3 separate regions of the Homo sapiens genome follow, and all the other regions are linked to region 3. The links are chromatin contacts, found by Hi-C or POLR2A ChIA-PET in ENCODE. All regions are on one chromosome and are shown on one strand. Each heading gives the region's core, a stretch centred on a gene start or an enhancer-like site at or near the end of the contact. The rest is flanking DNA. Distances are from core to core; before and after follow the strand shown. Region 1 overlaps RHBDF2 (rhomboid 5 homolog 2). Region 2 holds the start of QRICH2 (glutamine rich 2). Region 3 holds the start of RECQL5 (RecQ like helicase 5).

Region 1 (3,898 bases), core at 827-3,326, 810 kb before region 3:
GGAGGTTGCGGTGAGCCGAGATCGCGCCACTGCACTCCAATCTGGGTGACAGAATGAGACCCCATCACAAAAAAAAAGAAAAAAGAAAAAAAGTAGGTCTGTCCGTATGTGTTGACAGGGAAAGATGTCTACAATGCAGGTAAAATGATAGAGTGTGGGCTGGGCTTGGTGGCTCACGCCCATAACCCCGGCTACTTGGGAGGCTGAGGCAAGAGAATTGCTTGAACCTGGGAGGTGGAGGGTGCAATGAGATTGGCTCACAGCAATCTCTTCCTCTCGGGTTCAAGTGATTCTCCTGCCTCAGCCTCCCGAGTAGCTGGAACTACAGGAATGAGGCACTATGCCTGGCTAATTTTTGTATTTTAGTAGAGATGGTGTTTCACTGTGTTGGCCAGGCTAGTCTCGAACTCCTGACCTTAAGTGATCCATCCACCTTGGTCTCCCAAAGTGTTGGGATTGTACGTGTAAGCCACCACACACAGCTGTGTGATTTTTTTTTTTTTTCAATGAGCATATGCCACTTTTATTGTTAAACAGTGTTCTCACTATGGGGGAGAAAAGTGCCAGACAGGTGGCAGTTTCAGTTATCTTTTTTTTTTGAGACATTTTCTCACTCTGTCGCCCAGGCTGGAGTGCAGTGGCATGATCTTGGCTCACTGCAACCTCTGCCTCCTGGGTTCAAGCAATTCTCGTGCCTCAGCCTCCCAAGTAGCTGGGATTATAGGCATGCGCCACCACACCTGGCTAATTTTGTATTTTTAGTAGAGACAGGGTTTTACCATGTTGGCCAGGCTGGTCTCAAACTCCTGACCTCAGGTGATCCACCTACCTCGGCCTCCCAAAGTGCTGGGATTACAGGCATGAGCCACGCACCCAGCCAGTTTTAGTTATCTTTGAAAAATGAACTGGGGCTGGGCACAGTGAGCTTGCACCTGTAATCCCAGCACTTGGGAGGCCAAGGCAGGCAGATGGCTTAAGCCCAGGAGTTCCAGACCAGCCTGGCTAACATGGAGAGACCCCCACCTCTACAGAAAAAAGACAAGAAAAATAAACTGGGTGGCCTTGGGGGACAGGGACCAGCACAGTAGGTTTCTCATCTCTCGGCCCACCTCGGCCTCCCCAAGTGCTGGTATTACAGGTGTGAGCCACCGTCCCTGGCCTGCATCTTCATGCTCTTTTCAGGGTTTGGTTCTTGCCTCAAGCGGAGAGATCAGAAATTGAATGAGGTAGTAAGTTGAGGACCTCCCAGACCCATATGGTCCGGGATGCAAATGATGGTCAGAAATAGACCTCACTCCAACCACTGGGCCTGAGGTTCAGCCTGGTTCAGGCTGGGTTTAGTCCCCAGGGATGGTTTGTTTTTGGTTTTGTGTGTGTGTGTGTGTGTGTGTGTGTGTGTGTGTGTGTGTGTGTGTGTGTTTTCAGACAGAGTCTTGCTCTGTCGCCAGGCTGGAGTGCAGTGGCGCGATCTCGGCTTACTATAACCGCTGCCTCCTGGGTTCAAGCCATCCTGCCTCAGCCTCCCGAGTAGCTGGGATTACAGGCACGTGCCACCACGCCTAGCTAATTTTTTGTATTTTTAGTAGAGACGGGGTTTCACCATGTTGGCCAGGATGGTCTCGATCTCCTGACCTCGTGATCCCCCCACCTCGGCCTCCCAAAGTGCTGGGATTACAGGCGTGAGCCACCGCGCCCAGCCGCCCAGAGATGTTTGAACCAACTTTAGGCAAGTTGGTTCTTGGTCTGGGCTGCGTGCCCTGGCGTCAGGGTCCTGACACTGCGCCACCCCGCACCGCCCACCGCTGCTCTCCCGGTCTCCATTCCAGCCCTCCCGCCTCCTGCCCACAATGGCCTCTGCTGACAAGAATGGCGGGAGCGTGTCCTCTGTGTCCAGCAGCCGCCTGCAGAGCCGGAAGCCACCCAACCTCTCCATCACCATCCCGCCACCCGAGAAAGAGACCCAGGCCCCTGGCGAGCAGGACAGCATGCTGCCTGAGGTAAGGGGGCTGGCCTGGGGGCTCACTGTTCTGCCGTAGGTAACAGATGTACCCACGTGACACTTTCTGGTCAGTTTCACTTCCCAGAGGGGCTCCTTCCTGAGCCACAGCTGCTGTCTGTGCAGCCCTTGACTCGGGCCCTACCCCCTCCTTCCTGGGCCCGAAATATCACAGGGAGTAAAGCCAGGAACCGGGCTCACTCTCATCGTGGTCAGGGGCACACAGGAAGGGCCAGCCCCAAGAAAGTGCTTGCTGGTAACCCTGGGGCCCTGGCTGTTCTCATTTCACCCCCTAGGCCTGGACTCTCAGTCTCTCTTCTGAGGGCTGGGGGCTTTCTTTGACATGGGTGAGCAGGGGACAGTGTCTCCCTGGCATCAGCAGCCCGCCTAGGCAGTGTCCGCTTCCTTTGGGAGGACGAGAACAGATCAGTGTTTCTGACAGTCTGGTCTAGTGCCCCATAAAGAGCTCATTGAAAACCGGCTTGTGGCAGCGTGGGCTTCCTGCACAGTCTGGAGTATAAAGGGAAGCGATGTTAACGCCCCCCGTTCACCCGAGAGCTCTGCAGAAGACACAGCAGCAGGCAGGAGCGTCATGGTGCAGAGGGGAGGGACTGGATGAGGAGTTAGGAAAACACACGCTGGCCTTGACGGAGAAAAGTTAGACAATGGCGATTTTAAATTCAGAATGAGGCTGGGCGAGGTCGCCTCATGCCTGTAATCTCATCACTTTGGGAGGCTGAGGCAGCCAGATCACTTGAGCCCAGGAGTTCGAGACCAGACTAGACAACATAGCAAGACTCTGTCTCTGCAAAAAAAATTAAAAAAGAGCTGGGTGTGGTGGCACATGCCTGTAATCCCAGCTACTTAGGACACTGAGGTAGAAGGCTTGCTTGAGCCTGGGAGGTCGAGGCTCCAGTGAGCTATGATGGTGCCACTGCCCTCCAACCTGGGCAACAGAGCAAGACTCTGTCCCAAAAAATATATATATAGGCCGGGCATGGTAGCTCATGCCTGTAATCCCAGCACTTTGGGAGGCCGAGGCGGCCAGATCACTTGAGGTCAGGCAGGAGTTCGAGACCAGCCTGGCCAACATGGTGAAACCCCGTCTCTACTAAAAATACAAAAATTAGCCGGGTGTGGTGGCACATGCCTATAGTCCCAGCTACTCAGGAGGCTGAGGCAGAAGAATCGCTTGAACCTGGGAGGCGGAGGTGTCAGTGAGTCGAGACCACACCACTGCACTCCAGCCTGGACAATACAGTGAGATTCCATCTCCAAAAAAAAAAAAAAAAAAAAAAAAAAAATATATATATATATATATATACATATACAAACACACACACACACACACACACACACACACACACATTATATATATATATTTCCAAATGAAAGCAAATTGGGGCATAAATCAGGGTTGAAGTTTGTTCTCAGGGTTTTCAGAATAGGAGGCTAAAGAAAAGCCAGCCCAGGACCTGGGCTGCACACACCACCGCCTGCCCTCCCTCCTTCCTCCCCAAGAGGAAGAACCCAGCCTACTTGAAGAGCGTCAGCCTCCAGGAGCCACGCAGCCGATGGCAGGAGAGTTCAGAGAAGCGCCCTGGCTTCCGCCGCCAGGCCTCACTGTCCCAGAGCATCCGCAAGTGAGCCCCCCTACACCCAAGCCCAGCACCCCCCACCCAGCAACCTGTGGATTCTCGGGGCCTGGACATGATTGGGCCTGGTCCCTGCGTCCCCTCTCTGGAAGGAGGAGGCCGGCATTAATGAGCAATGTCTCCCTGTGGCCTATTATCATGGTATAGATGGGGAAATGGGTATGTGCTTTGCGGAATATCACGGTGTGGAGGCTGGGGGGCTTCGAGGAGCTGGGTGGATCAGTGTGGGGGTGCCTGGGGCCCTAGC
Region 2 (3,764 bases), core at 756-3,255, 640 kb before region 3:
TCACGCCTGTAATCCCAGCACTTTGGGAGGCCGAGGTGGGCAGATCACTTGAGGTCAGGAGTTTGAGACCAGCCTGGCCAATATGGTGAAACCCTGTCCCTACTAAAAATACAAAAATTAGCCGGGTGTTGGGGGAGGGGGTGCACGCCTGTAATCCCAGCTACTCGGGAGGCTGAGGCAGGAGAATTAATTGGTTGAACCCAAGAGGCAGAGATTGCAGTGAGCTGAGATTGTGCCACTGCACTCCAGCCCAAGTGACAGAGCAAGATTCCATCTCAAAAAAAAAAAAAGACTGCAAAGAACTAGTTATTTTGATAACCCCTTAAAGGCCTACTGTGTCCCAAGTTATTGGAATATAATGATGATCGAAAATCCTTCAATTAAATAAACAGTACCTCTCAGGCTGAAGTGAAAAATCTGAACTTGAACAGTAGTTAAAATAGTACAGTTATTCCTTACAATCCATGGGTGATTGGTTCCAGGACTCAACCTCCTGCCCATGGATGTGCAAGTCCCTGATAGAAAATGGTGTAGTATCTGCATATAAGCTATGCACATCCTGGATGACTTGTAATACCTACTGCAATATCCTGTGTAGATGGTGGTCATGCTGTATTATTTAGAGAATCATGACAGGAATCTGTACGTGTTCAGTCGTGGTTGGTTAAATCTGCAGATGCAGAGCTCACGGAGGAGGCTGGCCATGCATGGCACACATTCATAGGTTCTCTTTAAGTAGCCTTGCTGTGCTTCTGTTAGGAAGTTTTATTTATACGTTTTTGGGAAGAATCTTGTATGGGGAAGTCATGTCTCAATTGTTAACACCAGATTTGTCTCGTGCTGTTTAATCCTGCTTTGTAATGAGCTCAAGCACAGGCGCTTGACCAGGTGAGTGGTTTCTTTTCTTTTCTTTTTTTTTTTTTTTGAGACAGAGTCTTGCACTGTCGCCCAGGCTGGGGTGCAGTGGTGCGATCTTGGCTCACTGCAACCTCTGCCTCCCGGGTTGACGCGATTCTCCTGCCTCAGCCTCCCGAGTAGCTGGGATTACAGATGCGCGGTACCATGCCCGGCTAATTTTTTGTATTTTTAGCAGAGGGGTTTCACTATGTTGGCTAGGCTGGCCTTGAACCCCTTACCTCAGGTGATCCACCCGCCTCGGCCTCCCAAAGTGCTGGGATTACAGGTGTGAGCCACCAAGCCTGGCCGTTTTTTTGAGATCAATTAATTTATGGCAGGCTGGGCGCGGTGGCTTACACCTGTAATCCCAGCACTTTGGGAGGCCGAGGTGGGTCGATCACTTGAGGTCGGGAGTTCAAGACCAGCCTGGCCAACATAGTGAAACCCCGTCTCTGCTAAAAATACAAAAAATTAGCCGGGCATGGTACCACGCATCTGTAATCCCAGCTACTCGGGAGGCTGAGGCAGGAGAATCATGTCAACCCGGGAGGCAGAGGTTGCAGTGAGCCGAGATCGTGCCATTGCACTACAGCCTGGGCGACAGAGCAAGACTCCCTCTCAAAAGTAAAAAAAAAATTATGGCAGCACAGAAAAGGGACAATTAGCCACCAGTTAGTCATCTAGTGGCTAATTGGAACTGCCTGAATAGTGAGTGGGTTGTCTTTTCCAAGTTGCTTCACCTTTGATTGAACAAAATATGTGGACTGTCTGAGGGGACCAGGGCCCCAGGACTGCATCCCTTAGACATGGGGCCATAGACATGGGGCCACCACTCTGGAATGGACGCAGCTGATGACACAAAGCATGGTTGCCAGGAAACCCTCAAGTCTTTCCTTATGTGGCCCCGCCAAGAGTGAGTGAATCCTGGCCTTTCTAGGTTAAGGGGATGGATGGAGTCTAGCTGGATCTTAGGAGGCCTCCTCAGCCCGTTGCCAAGGCTCCCCTTGTGATCCTTGTGGTGGCCTTTACTTCCCCCCGCCCCCGTGGCTCGCAGGGAGGCGTGTTGTTACGTGGAATCTTCAGGGCACGCGGGGGCCCCCACGTTTCAAACGTCCGCCGGCGCGGGGACTGGGAGTCCAGGGCTCCAGCTCGGGGACCCGAGGCCAGCGACAGACAGCGGAGGGGTGGCCATCGCGGACCCCGCCGGGGAGCGGAGGCGCAGATTCCCTGGAGGCAGGAGCTCTGTCCAGTGACTCGGCCGGACCCGGGGCAGGGGCGCCCCGAGGACCTCGCAGGGCCCCCGAAAGGCCCCAAGGCGCGGCGTGCAGTGAGCGGGAAGTGGTTGGCCGGCGCCCCGCGGCGGCGCACAGCTCCTGACAGCCACGATGCCGCCCGCGACCACGGTCTCCCTCCGGGAGCTGGCGGACCTCTCCATCGGCACGCCAGAGGTGGGCGCCGTCAACTTCACGGCCCTGCACACGCTCATCGTGGCCATGCTCAAGAACCTCGACCTCCAAAATACCCGGATCGACTTCCAGCCCTCGTCGCCCGAGCCCAGCCGCTCGCTGCAGTCCGTCCGGAGCTCGTTCAGCATCCCGCACCTGCCCGCGCCCAAGGAGGTGCCCAAGGGGGCGCCCCGGGAGAAGCGCAGGGGCGTGGGCCAGGCGCCTTCGTCAGCGCTGGAGAGCCAAGTGAAGGACCTGGGCGGCCAGGTGGAGGACCTGAGCAAGCAGCTCAAGCGTGTGGACGGCCAGGTGCAGGGCATCGCCACGCACGTGCAGCACTTCTCCCAGGCCAGCGGGCTTGACCTGGCCGCGCTAGAGTGGCCGGAGGAGCAGGAGGTGGGCGTGCGGGCGTTCGATAGGGTGCGGACTGGGAGTATCATGAAGGACGCCGCCGAGGAGCTCAGCTTTGCCAGGGTGAGCACGCACACGGAGGCACGCGCAGGCCGTCTGCCTCCTCCAGGCCGCCCTCCAGGCCTAGCCGAGTCCCCACCACCCTGGAGGGGTGAGCGGTGGTGGGGACGGAGGGGATGGGGACCGAGGAGGTGCCAGACCTCAGTGCGACTGGCTAAATAGAGTGGCCCATGCTCTACCTTGCAGTCCACGGGGCTGCAAGACGTGAAAATCCTAAAAGAACGCCACCAAAAGGCCTAGGGCCTCCCCGAGCTGGAGGGGCCTGGGGACCCCACCTCCTAAGTGTAGTGGCCCCATCCCACCCCCTCCTTCCTAGCCCCTGTTTACGGGAGAGGTTCGCCCACCACTTATCAGACATCCAAGGACCCAGAGCTGGCTCAGAGTGGGGCCGGCAACTTCTCAGAAGATTCTTAGAGTGAATTCCCTTTTTAAAATGAATAAGGACATGAAGAGATACGTGTTGAGGACAAAGGCTCCCAGAGAAGGGGAGTCAGGATGGAGAGTTGGACCTCAGCTTCCTATGGCCATGACACAAGCCACAGCAGGCAGGGGACCGTTTCACTTGGACTTTTTTTTTTTTTGAGAAGGAGTCTCACTCTATCACCCAGGCTGAAATGCAGTGGTGCAGTCTCGGCTCACTGCAACTTCCGCCTCCCAGACTCAAGCGATTCTCCTGCCTCAGCCTCCCGAGTAGCTGGGATTATAGGCGCGCGCCACCCCGCCTGGCTAATATTTGTGTTTTTAGTAGAGAAGGAGTTTCACCATGTTGGCGGGGCTGGTCTCAAACTCCTGACCTCAAGTGATCTGCCCGCCTCGGCCTCCCAAAGTGCTGGGCATTACAGGCGTGAGCCACTGAGCCCTGCCTTCAACTGGACTTTTGTTTTCTTGGAGGGACAAATGCATGTAATCATTGAGTATAAGTATTGTCCAGTGAACAGCAGGAAGCAACGC
Region 3 (3,958 bases), core at 1,234-3,733:
GGGGAATTGCTTGAGGCCAGAAGTTTGAAACCAGACTGGGAAACATAGTGAAACAACGTCTCTACAAAAAATTTTTTTTTAAATTTTAAAAATCGGCCAGGAGCAGTGGCTCACGCCTGTAATCCCAGCACTTTGGAAGGATGAGGCGGGTGGATCACCTGAGGTCAGGAGTTAGAGACCAGAATGGCCAACATGGTGAAACCGTCTCTGTGAAAAATACAAAAATTAGCCAGGCGTGATGGCAGGTGTCTGTAATCCCAGCTACTCAGGAGGCTGAGGGCAGGAGAATTGCTTGAACCTGGGAGGTGGAGGTTGCAGTGAGCAGAGATCGCACCACTGCACTCCAGCATGGGCGACAGAGCAAGATTCCGACAAAAAAAAATAATAATAGGTTAGCTAGGCATGGTGGCGCCCACCTGTAGTCCCAGCTACTGGGTAGGCTGAGGTGGGAGGATCACTTGCGCCCAGGAGTTCAAGACTGTAGTGAACTATCTATGATCACACCACTGCACTCCAATCTGGACAGCAGAGTGAGACCCTATCTCAAAAAAAAAAAAGAAAAGAAAAAGCAGGTGAAAACGAATTTTCCTTTCTTATCTTGTTAATAAACTGAGAAGACTTAAATGAGCCCCAACCAAGATTAAAAATAATGCAGAGTTGACTGTAGATATAAATGATACACCAGTTAGGATGAATGCCTGCTATAAATGGAGTAAATCATTTAAACAGGGAAAAATCAACATAAAACACCCATTGATATCTGGGTTAAATAAAATAATCCACTATCTTTTCCCCCAAATTTCAATTCAAAGATTAATAAAAAATGATCCATGTGAAAATACATTTTCAAACAGATCTGATATCCAATCCAGTTTCTTCCACTAATACTAAAACAAAACGGGAGAGCAAGGGATGGAGCTAACCATGAAATGGAACACTGTTGGCACAGTTCCAAAATCTGACAAATGAAATTGTGCTTTCAGTAGCTCTGGATCTGGGAGATTTACCTACCGACTGTCTACTGTTCTCATCTTCTTCTTCTTCATAACCATCTTCATCACCCCCTAGACGAGAAAAGTCATCCTCCCCATAGGCATCAGATACCAATCCGCCTTTCTCCTCTGAAAGGTTAAAAAACAAACAAACAAACAAAAAGCAAGAAAAAAAAAACAAGAGTTACAATGTAAGAAAAAATGTCCAGAGATTTGAGTGGCCAAGACTATCTCTGAAGATACAAAGGGAACCTAAATCTCATGTTAAGTTACAATAGGCCCAGATTCGGCTCTCTGAGAAGGCCAGCATTTACTGAATAAAATCATTAAAAGGTCAGGGAACAAAACCGAGTACTAAATTCTGTTTCTAATGCTATAAACACTAGATAAACACTAAAGTGTTTATAGGAAACCATCAGAGAACTTTCTGACTGGAAGAGACCACACAAAATCACAAAACATGGAAGTACCTAACCTAATCCAATCCCCTTCACTTTCCAGATGAGGAAGCTAAGGTCCTGATATGTTGTTAGGTAACTTGTTCTTTATTCTCCCAAAGGAATCTGTTTCCATTATCTAACATTGTGCTTCTCAACCTGAGGAGGAGAACATCACCGTTAGGCTTTAAAAACTCACAAAATAAGAAAAATCACCTGGGATCCTTAAAAAGTTCACAAATGCCCACATCCTACCCCAGTTCTACCGAATTAGGTTCTCTCACTTTGGGCATCAGATACGTTTGTTTTTAAAAGCTCCAAGATGTGTTTAGGGCACATTCCTAACTAAAAGTTATAAAGTTAACGAACACAATCTTTACCATCTTCCACGTATGTTTTACTTATCGCTCTCCCTCATCAAACAACGAGCCCAGGGGAAACAGGCAGTGGCTGAGCAGCCGCTCCCTCTTCGTCCATCCCTCTGTCTATCACTATAGCCGGCACGGAGTCTTTCAGTAAGTTTAGGCAAATTAATCGAAATAACGGGAAGGAGATTCTTCATTCTTAGTCCACAGTCTCTAATGCTCTATCTCACCCCGGACCCTGGACCATTCTTCGGGGTCCGGTGCTTGGAGCACAATGACCATCTTGTTCCCTCCCGCCCAGCGAGGGTACAGCATTCCGGGCAGACACCCGATTCCCCCTTCCAGCTTCGCACTTGGGCCTTACCAGCCGCGCTGCCCACCGCCTCGATTCCAGCCTCGCCATCAGACTCGGGCTCTGAATCTTCCGCGTAAACTGCGAGAGACGACAGAACATTCTTCTTCCCCGCCATCTTATTCCCACAGCCCGGGCGTGGCTCACTCCTATGACTCAAGACGCCGACTTCCGGGCGGAAAGGCAGGTTCTTTCGGATCCCAGGAGACCCCCGCGCCACACTGGAAACCAATCAAAACGGCAGTTTCCTGCGCCTGGCTCCGCCCTCATGCCAGCGCTCGCGCTACGTCATCACTGCGCGACGGATATAAGATTGCGTGGGTTCTGCCTAAAGCTGAATTCCCAGCGCTTTGGCTTCTCTGAGTTGGGGTTGTGTATAGGGGTCTTCGAACAGTTCCGGAACCAGCCAGCAGCCTTTAATTCTTGGGCGGACCACGGCCGGTTCTGATATCTTAGGGTGAAGAGAGGGAGGTGTCGGCCAGCCAAGAGAGAAAATTGCGGATCTTGGGCTCAGGAAGACGGGAGAAGGGGTTCGGGGTCCCGGGGTGGAAGAACGGTCGTCGTGGTTGCGCTTATAGAAGTAGGAGCAGGTGGTGGATCTTAGGAAAACGGTTCCCCGTTCTCCAAGCTGTTCTGAAGACATTTATGTTTCTTCTCTTGATCTGATTTCTAGCTCTGTGCTATACCGTGGCCTGGAATAGTTCAATGTTTTCATTTTCATTGAGCGTAAAAGTGGAGATGTTAATTACTGAGGAATGTATTGCTTGAGGCAGTTCACCTTCAGCTTTATTACTTAAAAATAATACATTATTTAAGTGTAATATAGCAAATTGTTACAGAAAAATAATCTGTATTTTTAATGCAAAACAGAGGGTTCTCGTGGCAACCTTTTACTACCTTTGCCTTAACCTTTGGCCACTGTTCTTGGCTAAGATGAGCAGCCACCATACCACCTTTCCTTTTGACCCTGAGCGGCGAGTCCGGAGTACGCTGAAGAAGGTCTTTGGGTTTGACTCTTTTAAGACGCCTTTACAGGAGAGTGCGACCATGGCTGTAGTAAAAGGTAACATTACCAAGCTACCTTCCTTTAAATTTATGCTGGCTATACCATAACGCTGCGGCAGAACACCCTCCTCCTCACCCTTCGTACTGCCTCACCTTTGGTCCATAACTGGATTTGGAAATCTTTAGAGTTGTCAAAGCTTGTAGTTTCGTTTATTTGTTTTAATTAGAGATGGGGTCTTGGCATGTTGCTCAGGCTGGTCTCCAAATCCTGGGCTCAGGCAATCCTCCCACCTCGGCCTCCCAAGGTGCTGGGATTACAAGCATGAGCCACCACGCCCGGCCCAAAGCTTGTAGTTTTAGTGGCAGAACCACCCAGCTGGTCTATATTTCATAGCTAGATTTACACATGGTCTTTGAAAACACTTCAGATTCTCATTATTGTTCGTTTGTACACACAAACGAACAGCAACAGTGAGGGTGGTAGGAATAACTTAACTCGGTCACTGGCCTCCTAGGTAATTCCCTTGTTGCAGGTTGAGTGGCCTTGGTCCCAGATAGAGAAGGAAAGAGTAATAATGTTATAAACCTGAGATACGGTGACAAATGGAAGTTGCCAAGAGGCGAGCAGCAATGTAATATTAATGATACATGTCTAAACAAAAGCCCTCTAAGTAATGTCCTCTCATGTCTACACAGATGTACCCACTCATCTAGCAGTACTCTGCTTTCATGGCTGTTTAGTTCAATCATCCATATCACAGCAGACTCAGACTTCTTTTTTTTTTTTTTTTTTTTTGAAACAGAGTC

The links. A loop is a pair of places that touch in the nucleus more often than their neighbours do. ChIA-PET counts read pairs that join two places held with the same protein, here RNA polymerase II (POLR2A). Pooled maps may share reads with other maps.
Region 1: a loop to region 3 is called in a map with no recorded cell type, with 10 times the contacts of the local background. The contact joins the enhancer-like site here to the promoter of RECQL5 in region 3. A Hi-C loop is called at or near these places in 2 of 37 single-sample maps with no recorded cell type and 3 of 50 pooled maps. POLR2A ChIA-PET finds 5 or more read pairs at or near these places in 2 of 52 experiments (GM12878 and OCI-LY7).
Region 2: POLR2A ChIA-PET joins it to region 3 with 12 read pairs in T-cell. The contact joins the promoter of QRICH2 here to the promoter of RECQL5 in region 3. POLR2A ChIA-PET finds 5 or more read pairs at or near these places in 2 of 52 experiments (T-cell and activated B cell).

The regions. Positions count from the first base shown.
Region 1 is chr17:76,479,474-76,483,371 of GRCh38, reverse strand. RHBDF2 (rhomboid 5 homolog 2) reads left to right here. Exons shown (of 19, transcript NM_001005498.4): 3 at 1,827-1,997; 4 at 3,518-3,639. The coding sequence starts at 1,848. Among named protein-coding and RNA genes, the nearest start is that of AANAT, 14 kb to the right of the region's middle. RefSeq lists silencers at 1,500-1,549, 1,610-1,709, 2,530-2,599. Within about 2 kb of position 2,076, at least 14 of the 41 ENCODE cell types and tissues checked have a DNase peak (open chromatin) inside an H3K27ac peak, as active enhancers do; they include GM12878 and OCI-LY7, where a contact is called at or near this core.
Region 2 is chr17:76,306,517-76,310,280 of GRCh38, reverse strand. It overlaps QRICH2 (glutamine rich 2), which reads left to right and starts at 2,005. Exons shown (of 19, transcript NM_001388453.1): 1 at 2,005-2,816. The coding sequence starts at 2,283. PRPSAP1 (phosphoribosyl pyrophosphate synthetase associated protein 1) reads left to right here. Exons shown (of 10, transcript NM_002766.3): 10 at 1-803.
Region 3 is chr17:75,665,679-75,669,636 of GRCh38, reverse strand. It overlaps RECQL5 (RecQ like helicase 5), which reads left to right and starts at 2,483. Exons shown (of 20, transcript NM_004259.7): 1 at 2,483-2,593; 2 at 3,066-3,209. The coding sequence starts at 3,080. It overlaps SAP30BP (SAP30 binding protein), which reads right to left and starts at 2,299. Exons shown (of 11, transcript NM_013260.8): 1 at 2,159-2,299; 2 at 1,012-1,121. The coding sequence starts at 2,264. RefSeq lists enhancers at 2,058-2,307, 2,478-2,577, 2,159-3,358.